Linked DNA regions of Homo sapiens: region 2 is linked to region 1. Evidence: chromatin contacts called from ENCODE Hi-C or POLR2A ChIA-PET data. All regions are on one chromosome and are shown on one strand. The core of a region is the stretch at or near the end of the contact, and the rest is flanking DNA. Distances in the headings are between cores, read along the strand shown. Region 1 overlaps PRKCZ (protein kinase C zeta). Region 2 holds the start of SKI (SKI proto-oncogene).

Region 1 (6,892 bases), core at 2,456-4,955:
CGGAGTGGAATCACAGTGTTGGTCCTTCGGTGGCTCATTTTCCTGAGCATAGCGTCCTCAAGATTCATCCGTGCTGTGGCCTGTCTCAGAATTGCCTTCCTTTTTCAGGCTGGATAATGCCCCGTTGGATGGAGGGGCCACACTTTGCTTATCCGTCCATCCCTCGGGGGGCACTTGAGTGGCATCCACATGTTGGCCATGGTGAACAGTGCTGCTGTGAACATGGGTGTGAAGTAATCTCTTGAACACCCTGCTTCCGGTTCTTTGGGGTATACACCCAGAAACTGAATTGCTAACCACATAAGAATTCCATATTTAGGCCGGGCGTGGTGGCTCACGCCTGTAATCCCAGCACTTTGAGAGGCCAAGGCGGGCGGATCACGAGGTCAGGAGATCGAGACCATCCTGGCTAACACGGTGAAATAACACAGTGAAACCCTGTCTCTACTAAAAATACAAAAAATTATCCAGGTGTGGTGGCGGGCGCCTGTAGTCCTAGCTACTCGGGAGGCTGAGGCAGGAGAATGGCGTGAACCTGTGGGCAGAGCTTACAGTGAGCCAAGATCGCGCCATTGCACTCCAGCCTGGGTGACAGAGTGAAACTCTGTCTCAAAAAAAAAAAAAAAAAGGTCATATTTAATTTTTTTTTTTTTTTGATGGAGTCTCGCTCTGTCACCCAGGCTGGAATGCAGTGGTGGGATCTCAGCTCACTGCAGCCTCTGCCTCCCAGGTTCAAGTGATTCTCCTGCCTCAGCCCCCAGAGTAGCTGGGACTACAGGTGTGCGCCACCATACCCGGCTAATTTTTTTGTATTTTTAGTAGAGACGGAGTTTCGCCATGTTGCCCAGGCTGGTCTTGAATTCCTGACCTCAGGTGATCTGCCTGCCTCGACCTCCCGAAGTGCTGGGATTACAGGTGTGAGCCACCAAGCCTGGCACCGTGTTTAATTTTCGAGGACCTGCCGGACTGTCTTCCGCAGCAGCGGCGCTGTTCTGCACTCCTACCACAACGTGCCATGGCTCCGGTCTTTCCCGCATGGAAGCTGTCGTGTTATTTGCCCGCTCCTCCCCTTGTGGAGGCTGCCACATCGTTCTCTGTGTCTTTGACAGCAGGCCATCCTAAGGCGCATGGGGTGGTGTCCTGGAGCTTTCATTGGCATTTCCCTCCCTGGCCCTGTGCACTGCACTTTCAAATCCTGGGCCTGGTCATTGAGAGGATGCCGGGCCCGTGGTGGGGCAAACGGGAGTGTGTGGCCCCCAGGCTGGAGCTGTTGGCGCAGCCTCTGGCACAGGCACTGCCCCCATGACGGCATCCCCACCCCCAGGTTCTACGCGGCCGAGATCTGCATCGCCCTCAACTTCCTGCACGAGAGGGGGATCATCTACAGGGACCTGAAGCTGGACAACGTCCTCCTGGATGCGGACGGGCACATCAAGCTCACAGACTACGGCATGTGCAAGGTGCGTGCCTTGGACCGCCTCCCCTGACCATCCCGCATGTGCGTCTCGGGGCGCCTGTCCCGCGGGGTAGTGTCTACAAGAACCCTCTCCCAGTAACTTTGCCCCCACAGGAAGGCCTGGGCCCTGGTGACACAACGAGCACTTTCTGCGGAACCCCGAATTACATCGCCCCCGAAATCCTGCGGGGAGAGGAGTACGGTGAGTGCCGCTGCCCTGGCCCCTCTCGGAGCACACAGGGCCAGAGATGGCTTCGGGCCTGGCCCAGCAGCCAGGGAGAGGTGTCCTTGACCATCTTACACCCAAAAGCCACACACTGTCTTTCCCAGCCGGATGTCATCATCTGGCCTCAGCCCCTTATTTGAATTCTGGAAAACCTCCCATGTCCACTTGAGCAGCTCCTTGGGGAGGGCACTGCACAGGATTCCTCCTGCCAGGGAGCCCCGGGGCACAGGGAGGGGAAAGACACAGAAAGCGGGGGTGGGACAGGGTGCAGCACCTGAGTCCCCGTGCTGCACGAGTGGCTGGGGGAGAAGCTGTTGTCTGGGGAGCCCCAGGGGGTGCAGGAGCGTGTGGACAGGACCCCACAGGCCCTGCGGCTGAGGACGCCGTGCACACCAGAGTGTTTCTGCTCCTCTCCCCTCTCTGGGCGTGAAACGGGGACATGGGCACGCGTGTGCAGCCGTGTGTGCGTGTGTGAAACGGGGACGTGGGCACGCGTGTGCAGCCGTGTGTGCGTGTGTGAAACGGGGATGTGGGCACGCGTGTGCAGCCGTGTGTGCGTGTGTGAAACGGGGACGTGGGCACGCGTGTGCAGCCCTGTGTGCGTGTGTGCCGTTGGGCTGAGTGTTCGTGTGTCGGGCATCCATGTGTGTTGTGTGCACATGCATACTGTGTTTGTACACACTCCACCCACTTCTGCATCCTGGTGTTTTCAATGAGGCATGCATGGTGTGCCTTCAGACATTTTTACACATTTTTTTTGCCATCAGAATGGGTGTGGGGCAGGCAGGGCGGGCAGGTCACTCGCCGCTGGGATAACTGGGCTCCCCAGCGGCCACAATGGAAGTCTCAGTAGCCAGAGAAGGACAGACAGCAGATTGGAGGACTGGAATATAGTCTAGAACCCAGCTTGGGATGGGGATTCCGTGTGGGACAGCGGCAGCGTCTCACCTCAGCAGGGACCAGGGGGACTTCCGGGGACGCAGAGACAGCTGCTGTCCTTGGGCAAAACGGGTCAGGGTCTCCCACCCCTCATTCGCTGGAACACATTCCCAACAGGTTGACTACTTGAACCTTTTTAAAAAACAAAATGGCTGTAGAAGGAAACACAGGAGAGTATTTCCGTTACTGCAGCGAAAGGGCTTCTTCAAGCTTAGTTCTGTAGAAGCAGAAACGAGAGAGGAGGGTCGTCCGCAGGTTCCACCAGTGCCTCGTGCCGGTGTGGTCACAGGTGCCCTGGCAGGACCGACAGCCCAGAGGCAGCCTGGGAGACCTCCGTAGTGTCAGGGACGGTGGCAGGGAGGCCGAGCTGCCAGGTGGAGGTGCTGGTTCTGTTTGGGAAGTGGAAGTCACAGAGGCCTGTGTGCCGCCTGCTCAAGCCTGGCTCACACTCGTGTCAACTGGGCATGAAAACCAACGCCAGCCAGGTTCGTCCTGCTGCCGGCCCATGTGGCCCCACTCGGTGATGGCTGTGTGCTCTCCCCCAGGGTTCAGCGTGGACTGGTGGGCGCTGGGAGTCCTCATGTTTGAGATGATGGCCGGGCGCTCCCCGTTCGACATCATCACCGACAACCCGGACATGAACACAGAGGACTACCTTTTCCAAGGTGCGTGCCCCGCTGTGCGTTCGTACCCCTCACCTGCACGACTGTCTTCCTTCCTTTTCAAAGGTGCAGGTGGAGGGGTCCCGCGGGTGCCTGGAGCGGCAGTGCCATGCAAAGCGTACCGGGAACCATTCCTCCTGGCCAGACCCTGTGTCACATGCCACTCCCCGGGCCGTGGGGTGGGGTTACCACACCTGTGGGTCAGCAGGAAAGAGAACCTGTCCCCATTCAGCTCCAACTCCCTCCTGCCCTGGCCAGCAGCACATGCTGGAGCCCCAGCATGTCCTTGACCGAGGCTGTACCGAGCTGAAAGCACAGCCCCCACCCCCAAAACCCACAGCCACCATCATGGGCTCCTTCCCACCTGGAGGCCCCGGGACCTGCTCCTGGTCTGGAATTCAGTGCTGTGGGGATGTGGGATCTGGGAACGCGGCTGTCTCCGCGGTGCCCTCTGGTGGCCAGCCTGCAGAGGCACCCGTGTACCTGCGATCTTGGGGCTGAGGAAGGGGAGCTGCTGGTTCACGTCCGATCCTACGACACGTGCCAGCGCATGTAACCAGGAGGCCCAGGGAGGACCCGGCGGGACTCCGGGTTATAGATATTGCTGGGCTGTAGGAAGGGAGGGGCTCCGGGGCCCCAAGGCTGAGCTCCCAAAGCTCTTGCTCAGAGTCAGAGTCTGGGCGGCACTGGGCAAATGGCACACAACACAGGCAAGTCCTCACCAGGCTCCGCCCTTGCAGTGATCCTGGAGAAGCCCATCCGGATCCCCCGGTTCCTGTCCGTCAAAGCCTCCCATGTTTTAAAAGGATTTTTAAATAAGGTACGTTTCTGGCCATGCTGACAAAATCTCGTTTGTGGCCTCGGTGTTGGTGGGCAGAGGGCCAGGCACGGCTGTTGGCCATTTTTTCATGTCGGCTGCTGTGTATCGGGTGTGTGGGTTGATTTTCCGCTTCAGTATTTGAGCTCTGTGTTCTGTGAATCGTCCGTTTTTACTCACACCTAACAAAATGAGAATGTGTGCCCAAGGAAAATGGAACGGAGCTTAACGTACGGGGAAGGAACTTTCAATAAAGGAAACATCTGATTTCCACCACCTGGGTCAGAGCATCGGGGGAGGGCTTGTCAGCACTGGGAGTGGCCACCAAGGAGAGGGGGTCATGGGGCTTCCGGGATGGGGCTGACTTGTCCTTGTTTGAACTCTGACCTCCAGGACCCCAAAGAGAGGCTCGGCTGCCGGCCACAGACTGGATTTTCTGACATCAAGTCCCACGCGTTCTTCCGCAGCATAGACTGGGACTTGGTAAAGCATCACAAAGCCTATTTGCACCCCCATCCCCATCCCAACCCCAAATCTACCCAACCCCCATCCCAACCCCAACCCCAATATTCACCCAACCCCCACCCCACCCCATCCGAACCCCAATATCCATCCCAACCCCAAATTCATCCAACCCTCACCCCACCACCAACCCAACCCCCAGCCCAACTCCCACCCCAACCCCCAACTCAACCCCCACCCCAATATCCACCCAACCCCACTCCAACCCCTACACCCCCAACCCCTCCAACCCCTATAATCTGGTGGACAGAGCCGGGGCTGTGTGGGCCGGGTGGGCTGTGTGAGCTCGCGCACCGCCGGGCTGGTCTTTGACATGGCCCCACTTGCGTGGAGCCAAGGCTCCTGTCTCCCAGAAGGGTCAGCTGGGAATGGGGGACCACCCTCCAGGGCCCCGAGGAGGGATGGGGAGACACATTTCGTCCTCCGGAGCCAGGAGAGTGAGGGGCCGGACGAGCTCGGCCCATGGCGCTTCCTGGCAACCCTCGACTGTGCTGGCTTGGTGCCGCCAGGAGCTAGCGGCACATGCGTCCTGACCTGTGAGCACATTGGCTGTTGGTTCCACAGGGATCTGATAGTGGGGGCCGGCCTAGAGAAGGGCGTTTGCTTTGGTTTCATGGCCGGTTTTATCAGCAGTTACTGGACAGGACCAGCAGTCGCAGCGTTCACGGCTTGAGCTTTAGCGTCGGGTATTGAAGGAGAGTGAGTCTGTGGACAGGGTGCGACGTACACTGGCTCGATTTAGGAATCTGATTTCGGTGGTGTGTGAGCAGGGTGCATTCGGTAGAAACTACTTTGAGTTTTGACCGTTCCCCAGCTGGCCGTATGAGGTCAGTACTCTCCTGTGATGAGGGGCGGTGACTGCAGCCCCAGCGGGCCACGTGATCAGGAGGGGGCCGAATGTCCCGAGGGGCTCTGCGTGCAGGGGGTTTTGCCGGACTGTAGGCTGGCGTGTGTCTGTCAGGTTAAGGCAGGTAAGGCTGCGCCGCTTGGTCGTGGGTTCTGTGTGGAAGTGCAGTCTCCACCCAGGATGTTTCCAGCGCCGCTCGGTCGTGGGTTCTGTGTGGGAAGCGCAGTCTCCACCTAGGATGTTTCCAGCACATGGAGGGTTTATTGGGAGGTGACCTTGTCTGAAGCTGAGGAGCGTCTGTGGAATTTGTTTCCAGCTGTGTAAATGGTTGCAGAGCTACTGAAATAAAACCTTTAAAATACACTCTCAAGGAAAAAAGCAGATTGGATAGCTCGTTCAGTGCATTTTGGAGGAGGTTGAACTGAATCAGGAGAAAGCCCAGCTCTAGCTCTGTCCTCCACCCCACCCAACTTTTCCAGGCAGCCTCGGCCAGCGTGGGAGGTCACTCCCTGGCCCCTGTGGTCAGTGGGGGCCCTTGTCCACACAGCCCAACAAGTCACTTTCTAGTCGAAGGCCTTGCTTTGCCTGTGCATGTGTGGGACCGTGGGGGAAGGTGGGGAGTGAAGTGGTCAGAACGTGCCCACACCCCTTCCTACATACAGCCCTTCCAGAGCCCAGCTGGGCTGCTGCCAAACTAGGACGGGGCCATTCTCTGTCGTGCGGTTGTCAGATGCACACACTTAGAAATGTTCTGAGCATAGGCACCTGCCACGGAATCACCTTCGCAAATTCTTCATTTAAATTTATGCCTCTGGTAGCATAAGGGAGAAGAGATCTGCCTTTGGTTCTAACTGTCAGTCATCCTCACGCCCAGGCCGGGGTTAGAGGTGGCGTCCCTTTTCTCTGGCTCAGGCACCCCTGGCCTAGTGGGGTTACTGGTGGCGTTCCCCTATCTCAGGCCACACCTGGCCTAGCTGGTGTTAGTGGTGGCATCCCCTTGTCTCTGGCCCACAGAACCCCTCCGGTCCACACACACACTCAGGTCCAGGTACCACCCGGCTGAACCCGTAGCAGGTGCTTAGTAGAATTACGTGAGGAGCCAGCATCCCCGCTCCCAGCCACCTCCCCTCGCCCGTCTCAGCTCAGTCTCCCCCGTGCCTTTCCCACCCTCTCTCTTCCAAGCCCACCACCGTATGGGGCCCACCAGCACCATGGGATCCAGGGAGAGCCCGATCCTGGGTGCAGCCTTGGTGCCAGCCGGGCCCCTGATCTTGTCTCTCAACCACTCTTGGTTTACCGGGAGTGGACAGATGAGGACAGATGGCTGCCTGTGGAGTGACGGGCTCCTTCTCTTCGGAGCACTGTCTAATCTGAGTGTGAGTCCAACCCTGCCCGAGCCGGAACTCAAGGAGACCATGAAGCC
Region 2 (6,892 bases), core at 3,146-5,645, 54 kb after region 1:
TTAGCTGGGCATGGTGGCAGGCGCCTGTAATCCCAGTTACTCGGGAGGCTGAGGCAGGAGAATCGCTTGAACCTGGGAGATGGACGTTGCAGTGAGCTGAGATCGCACCATTGCACTCCAACCTGGGCAACAAGAGCGAAACTTCATCTCAAACAAAAACAAAAACAAAACAAAATTATACGAAGCTGATGTTACTTGAGCAATTTTTATTTTCACATTTGAAGGTTTCTTTCCCAGTAACTGAGCATGTTTTTGCCAATGGCAGTCTATGCCTGGCTGCTACAAGGCCTTCCTTCTGCTTCCTGAGGAGGAGAGAGTGGGTGGCAGCAGGGCAGGGCAAGGCAGGGTGGAGCAGAGCTGGTCTGCGATGCATTTCCCCACCAAGGTTTCCAAGTTCCCCCAAAGCTTGGGGTACCCCTTGCTTTGCCAGTGTCTTCCTCTTTCTGGTCCTGGGGCGCCATCCAACTCATCTCCACACTGCTGGCTCCTTAAGGTGGGGGTCTCAACTCCAAGGCCAGCCTCCCAGGAGGCCCTCCCTGCCTACAGCCAGCCCCAGCCACTCCGCGCCTTTTGGGGATCTGAAAGATCTCGCTCCCGTACTAGCAGGTTTGTTGATTGACTGTTGTCTCTCACACCAGAATGGAACCACACGGGGTACAACCTGGTCTCCTTACCCTGATCCCAGTGTCTACAGTGGTAGGAGCTCATCGAACAAGGGGACAAACTCATGACTAGCTGACCAAGCCTGTCACCGTGGTAGGGGCCAGGGAGAAAGCTGGGAGGTCCCTGCCTTTGCCCGCATGCCAGGGCTTCTCTGGGCAGGCACCACGTCCATCCCACCCTACTCCGCGCTGTGGCTGTGCCTGCAGCCTTAACCCGCGGCCTGCCAGTATGGTGGCCCGCGTGGGCGACTGGCCTGGGCAGCTGCTGGGCGGGGCTGGAGGGTGGAAGGCCAGCAGGCGGGAGACACCCCCCACCCTCTTCCCTGCCAAGCTCAGGAAGAAAAGTGGACCCTGGTGGCTCCCTCTAGGCGTGGCTGCTCTGACCCTTGGTGGGGTGGGTGCCTTCCTCTGGAAGCTCTGACATATTGGGGGAAGGAAGTCTCAAGAGTCCACAAAGGTGGAGGTAGCTTCAGAGACCAACTGGAGGCCCTCACCTGTCCCCGCACCTTCACTCCATGGCACACCTATGGCTACTTCCCAGGGGTCCGCACTCTGGACAAAGTGTTGGTCCCTGGCTAGGACCCTGCAAAGCCAGAGGCACAGAAGGAAGCAGAGGCTCTGGGTGGGCACTGCCCATGCTAGGGGCCCTGCACAGAGCCCCTGGTCCACCAGAGGAGCCAGAGGAATTCTCTGCTTGATTGGAGACACTTCCCAGCAGGCCTGGCTGCAACCACCTTCTCTGAGTTACAATTTGACTGAGTTGTATGGAATTCAAATCCAGATGGAAGGAAGTGACAACGTCAAGTGCAACACTAGCTGTGTTTTGTCCAAAACGTGGGCCAACGAAACTATCTCCAGGAAAACAAATAAGTCCCTTTTCTATTTTTTTTTTTTTTTTTTTTGAGACAGAGTCTCACTCCATCGCCCAGGCTGGAGTGCAGTGGTGCAGTCTCAGCTCACTGCAATCTCCACCTGCCAGGTTCAAGCGATTCTCCTGCCTCAGCCTCCCGAGTAGCTGGGATTACAGGCATGTGCCACCATGCCCGGCTGATTTTTGTATATTTAGTAGAGAGGGGGTTTCACCATGTTGGCCAGGCTGGTCTCCAACTCCTGATCTCAAATAATCCACCCGCCTCAGCCTCTCAAAGTGGTGGGATTACAGGCGTGAGCCCCTGCGTCTGGACTGAATATCCTTTTTTTTTTTTTAGACGGAGTCTCGCTCTGTCGCCCAGGCTGGGGTGCAGTGGCGCAGTCTCGGCTCACTGCAAGCTCCGCCTCCCAGGTTCACGCCATTCTCCTGCCTCAGCCTCCTGAGTAGCTGGGACTACAGGCGCCCACCACCACGCCCAGCTAATTTTTTGCATTTTTAGTGGAGACGGGGTTTCACCGTTAGCCAGGATGGTCTCGATCTCCTGACCTCGTGATCCGCCTGCCTCGGCCTCCCAAAGTGCTGGGATTACAGGCATGAGCCACTGAGGCTGACCCTTTTTTTTTTTTTGAGACAGGGTCTGTCTCAAAAAAAGGGTGTGTCCCTATCACCCAGGATGGAGTGCAGAGGCTCAAGCACGGCTCCCCGCAGCCCCAACCTTCTGGGCTCAAGCAATCTTCCCACCTCAGCTTCTCAAGTAGCTGAGACCACAGGTGCAGGCCACCATGCCCGGCTAATTAAAAAAAAAAATTATTTTTTGTAGACAGGGTCTCACTATATCGCCCAGGCTAGTCTTGAACTCCTGGGCTCAAGCGATGCGCCTGCCTTATCTTCCCAAAGTGCTGGGATTACAGGCGTGAGCCACCTTGCCGGGTTAAATATCACTTTTAAGGAAATGATCTTCTTACCCAGCTTTCTGGTGTGTGAACACACAGAGAAAGCCTGGCCTCCAATTGTGGGGGCCAACGGAGTGAATGGGAAGAGTCGGGGGACAGTGTGGAGTGTGAGGACAAGGAGACAACCCCCAAGGCAGCGGAGAGAGGGAGTATGGAGCCGCCCTGGGGTCACCTACAGGTAGGTCCTGGCTGCCTCTCTAGACACCTGCCCTGCCGCAGGTCCGGCCAAGACCTGCACAGGGACTCCGGGCCGGCTCCCCCAGGATAGGAACTGCGCCCAGGAGTGCTGGTTTGAGGCAGGTTCCAGCCTCCACTGGGGAAGTGAGGGGCAGGAGGTCCCAGCTGAAGGTCACTCAGGTTGCAGCGGCGTGGCCCTCTCGCCTCCGCCCAGCACCCAGGCCAGCTTGGGCACCCCCGGCCCGTGGGGCATGTCCCTCCGCCTCAGGCGAGCACAGACCGAGCCCTGCCCCTCCCCAAACACACCATTGCGTCCCTGCGCCCGCAGGCCTCGCTGGAAGCTGCCTCCCCTGGAGACCACCCGGCCGACTGTCCAACTTCGGGGCCCCGGGCTTCCCGCTCCCCGCCCTGCCAAGGCTTGAGTCTCTCCCACTGCGTGGCCAGGCGTGGAGGGCCGGCCGATCCGACCCCGAAAGACGTCTCAGCGCTCCACGGCCCCGGGGCGGAGGTCAGGGGTCTCGCCGGCCCGAACGCCGGGCCCCGCGGGGCCGAAGTCCTGATAAGCCACCTGGCAGGAGTGGCTGGCAGACCGGCTGCGTCTGGGGCACCGGGCGCCGCCCCTCCCAGGCCCGAAGCCCCCGGCCCGCGCAGCAGGGACACTCCGCCAGGGGCCGGCGGGCGGGGCGGGGCCGGCGCGGCCGGGAGCCGCGGACACTCGGCCACCGAGCCACCGGCCACGGCGCAGCGGGGGCCGCCGGGCTGCGCCGCCAGGGTCACGCGACGCGGTGCCCGTCTCGGCGCAGGGTCCCTGGGCGTGGCCGCTGTCCCCCTCGTGTGTGGGACCCCAGGTCACCGTGTGGCGTCCCGGTAGTGTGTGGGACCCCAGAGGCGTCCGGGGCCTCCCCGCTGTGTGGTGTCCCACCCTGGGAGAACCCCGGGTGCGTGGCGTGGCCCCCCGGCCGCCCCCAGCTGGTTTGCGGTCGTGGCGGGGGCCTGTGGGTTTCTGGGCCCCGACGGCGGCGAGACGGGCGCCTTCCCAGCGGCGCAGGAAGCGGCCTCGGCCGGAAGGGGGGCCCCGGGCGCCACCGCCGCCTCCGCCTCCGCCCGCGCCCAGCGGCCCTCGGCGGGCGGGGCCGAGCGGGGCCGAGCGGAGTCGAGCATGGCCGAGCGTAGCCGAGTCCCGGCCGAGCGGAGCCGAGTCATGGCAGGGCGGGTCCGAGCGTGGCCGAGTCCCGGGCGAGCGGAGCCGAGCGCGGCCGAGTCCGGGCGGGGAGCGCGCGTTCCTGGAAGAGCCCGGCTGGGGAGCGGGTCACATTCTTGGCCAGCGCTAGGGCTGAGGCGGACGCACGGCAACAAACAGCGCGGGGGGCGGGGCCGGCGCGGGGCGGAGCGGGCGGCGCGGGGCGGGGCGGCGCGGCGGCGGCGTGAGCTCAGCGCCGGGCGCTCAGTCCGAGCCGGAGCGAGCCGCCGGGAGGATGTGCGCCGAGCGCCCCGAGCCCCGCGCCGCCGCCGCGCTCTGAGGGCCGCGGGCGAGAGGCGCCTCCGCCGCCCCGGAAGCCGGGCGGGCGGGCCGCGGAGCCGGCGGGCGGGCGGGCCGGGGGCCGGCGGCGGGCGCGACGCGGCCGGCCAGCGCCGCCGGGACGAGCCGGGCGGGCGCCTCGCGGTGGGAGGAGCGGGGCGGCGGCGGCGCGCCGCGCGAGGACGGCCCGGCGGGCCCCGCGCCCGCGCCCCCGCTCCTCCCGGGCCCCTCGGCCTCGGCCGCCGCGGCGATTCGCGCCTCGCGGCGCCGGCACCTGCCCGCGCGCCCCCCGCGAGCCCCGGGCCCGCGAGCGTTGGCGTTGGCGTTGGCGGCGCGCGCCGGGGCATGCCCCGCGCCTAGAGCCCGGGGGGCGCGCGGGGGACGCGCGGGGGGCCCGGGCGGCGGCGGGCGCGGCGCGGGGCGCGTGGATGTGGCGCCGGGCCCGGGCGGCGGCGGGCTCCAGCGGCGGGACCCCTTCGCCCCGCCCGCCTTCCCCTTCGCGCCCCCGGGCGAGGCCGCGGCCGTGATCGGCCGTGAGCCGGCGGCGGGGGGCGGCCGGGGTCGGGGCCGCGGGCGCCGCCGGGGCGCGCGGGGCGGCGGCGGGGGCCGGGGGGGCCCGGGCGCGCGGGAGCGGGAGCGGCCGGGGGAGCCGGAGCGCACCATGGAGGCGGCGGCAGGCGGCCGCGGCTGTTTCCAGCCGCACCCGGGGCTGCAGAAGACGCTGGAGCAGTTCCACCTGAGCTCCATGAGCTCGCTGGGCGGCCCGGCCGCTTTCTCGGCGCGCTGGGCGCAGGAGGCCTACAAGAAGGAGAGCGCCAAGGAGGCGGGCGCGGCCGCGGTGCCGGCGCCGGTGCCCGCAGCCACCGAGCCGCCGCCCGTGCTGCACCTGCCCGCCATCCAGCCGCCGCCGCCCGTGCTGCCCGGGCCCTTCTTCATGCCGTCCGACCGCTCCACCGAGCGCTGCGAGACCGTACTGGAAGGCGAGACCATCTCGTGCTTCGTGGTGGGAGGCGAGAAGCGCCTGTGTCTGCCGCAGATTCTCAACTCGGTGCTGCGCGACTTCTCGCTGCAGCAGATCAACGCGGTGTGCGACGAGCTCCACATCTACTGCTCGCGCTGCACGGCCGACCAGCTGGAGATCCTCAAAGTCATGGGCATCCTGCCCTTCTCGGCGCCCTCGTGCGGGCTCATCACCAAGACGGACGCCGAGCGCCTGTGCAACGCGCTGCTCTACGGCGGCGCCTACCCGCCGCCCTGCAAGAAGGAGCTGGCCGCCAGCCTGGCGCTGGGCCTGGAGCTCAGCGAGCGCAGCGTCCGCGTGTACCACGAGTGCTTCGGCAAGTGTAAGGGGCTGCTGGTGCCCGAGCTCTACAGCAGCCCGAGCGCCGCCTGCATCCAGTGCCTGGACTGCCGCCTCATGTACCCGCCGCACAAGTTCGTGGTGCACTCGCACAAGGCCCTGGAGAACCGGACCTGCCACTGGGGCTTCGACTCGGCCAACTGGCGGGCCTACATCCTGCTGAGCCAGGATTACACGGGCAAGGAGGAGCAGGCGCGCCTCGGCCGCTGCCTGGACGACGTGAAGGAGAAATTCGACTATGGCAACAAGTACAAGCGGCGGGTGCCCCGGGTGAGTGGCCCCAGGCCTGGGAGCTGGGGAGGATGCGCTTGGGGTGGGGGCCCCTTCTGGACTACAGGCTCTGGTCTCCGAAGGCTGGGACCTGTGCTTCTGCCGTGCCCCATGTCTCCAGTCTTCGCTTTGTTTTAGGGAAATTCAGAGTGTTCCGACTGGCAGGGCCAGAGAGTTTGGTAGGAAGGCCCTCCTGCCCGTTCCCCAGGACGAGCCTGGAGTGCGGGCTGTGGCGGTGGGGTGGGGGGCCAGGCCTGGTGTGTGGGGAAGGCCCGCAGGCCCACAGGCATTGCCCAGATAGGAAGGCACAGGCCTCATGCTCCCGAGAAAGCGGCCTGCCCCAGGTCAGGGAAGTTAGGTCCAGCTGGGCCACGGCCCGGATGCCTCAGGCCCAGGTCTTTCTTGGGGTTGGGGTGAAGGTGGCTGTCCTCGCCCCGAAGGCACCCAGCCTCGAAGACGGAGGGCTGCCTGCCTTTGGGCCCCAGGAGACAGAGCTTGGGTGAGGCGAGGCCTGGTTTTGTTACTGGCTCCCGCTCCCTGTTTGGTGCCTTGAAGTTTTGGGACACAGACACAAAATGAAGCCAGGTGTCCAGGCTTCAGTGGCAGGGGCCCGAGACTTGGCGGCTCCAGCACTGTGCTGGTTGGTCTCCCTGGGCCTGCCAGGGACCAAATCCCAGAGTCCGCCGTGTGGGGTGAGGGCCATTTGGCACCCGGCTGAGGGGCCTGGTCAGCAGGCTCCTGGGCCCGCGTGCTGGAGTTACTGGCGGCCTGCGATTTGCTTTGGACTCACCCATTTCCTTCTCTCCCTCTGAAACGCAGAGGGGTGCGCCGGAGAGGGAGGCTGCTGGCCTGGCTTTGTTGTTTGCCAGTTGGAGGATCTATGGGATCCGGCATGGGCAGCTCCCAGGCCACGAGGTGCCGAAATTACTCAGTGGGGTCCTCAGGAACTTTCCGTTGCGTACCTCCCCAAGTATTTGTAACTTTTCTTTTAAATATCCAGGCTTATTAAATTGCACACACAGAATGCTGCATTGGCTCAGCTATTCTTGGGAGGCCTAATTAATTCAGCTATTGCATCAA

The links. A loop is a pair of places that touch in the nucleus more often than their neighbours do. ChIA-PET counts read pairs that join two places held with the same protein, here RNA polymerase II (POLR2A). Pooled maps may share reads with other maps.
Region 2: a loop to region 1 is called in a pooled map, with 2.0 times the contacts of the local background. The contact joins the promoter of SKI here to the enhancer-like site in region 1. A Hi-C loop is called at or near these places in 2 of 168 maps with a recorded cell type or tissue (B cell and posterior cingulate gyrus) and 10 of 50 pooled maps. POLR2A ChIA-PET finds 5 or more read pairs at or near these places in 17 of 52 experiments (AG04449, AG04450, BJ and 13 more).

The regions. Positions count from the first base shown.
Region 1 is chr1:2,170,731-2,177,622 of GRCh38, forward strand. It overlaps PRKCZ (protein kinase C zeta), which reads left to right. Exons shown (of 18, transcript NM_002744.6): 12 at 1,325-1,460; 13 at 1,571-1,658; 14 at 3,167-3,286; 15 at 4,024-4,103; 16 at 4,494-4,583. Among named protein-coding and RNA genes, the nearest start is that of PRKCZ-AS1, 9.7 kb to the right of the region's middle. RefSeq lists a silencer at 3,116-3,282 and an enhancer at 4,836-5,444. Within about 2 kb of position 3,706, at least 7 of the 41 ENCODE cell types and tissues checked have a DNase peak (open chromatin) inside an H3K27ac peak, as active enhancers do.
Region 2 is chr1:2,223,924-2,230,815 of GRCh38, forward strand. SKI (SKI proto-oncogene) reads left to right here and starts at 4,396. Exons shown (of 7, transcript NM_003036.4): 1 at 4,396-5,812. The coding sequence starts at 4,844. RefSeq lists enhancers at 462-962, 2,317-3,137 and a silencer at 3,457-4,226.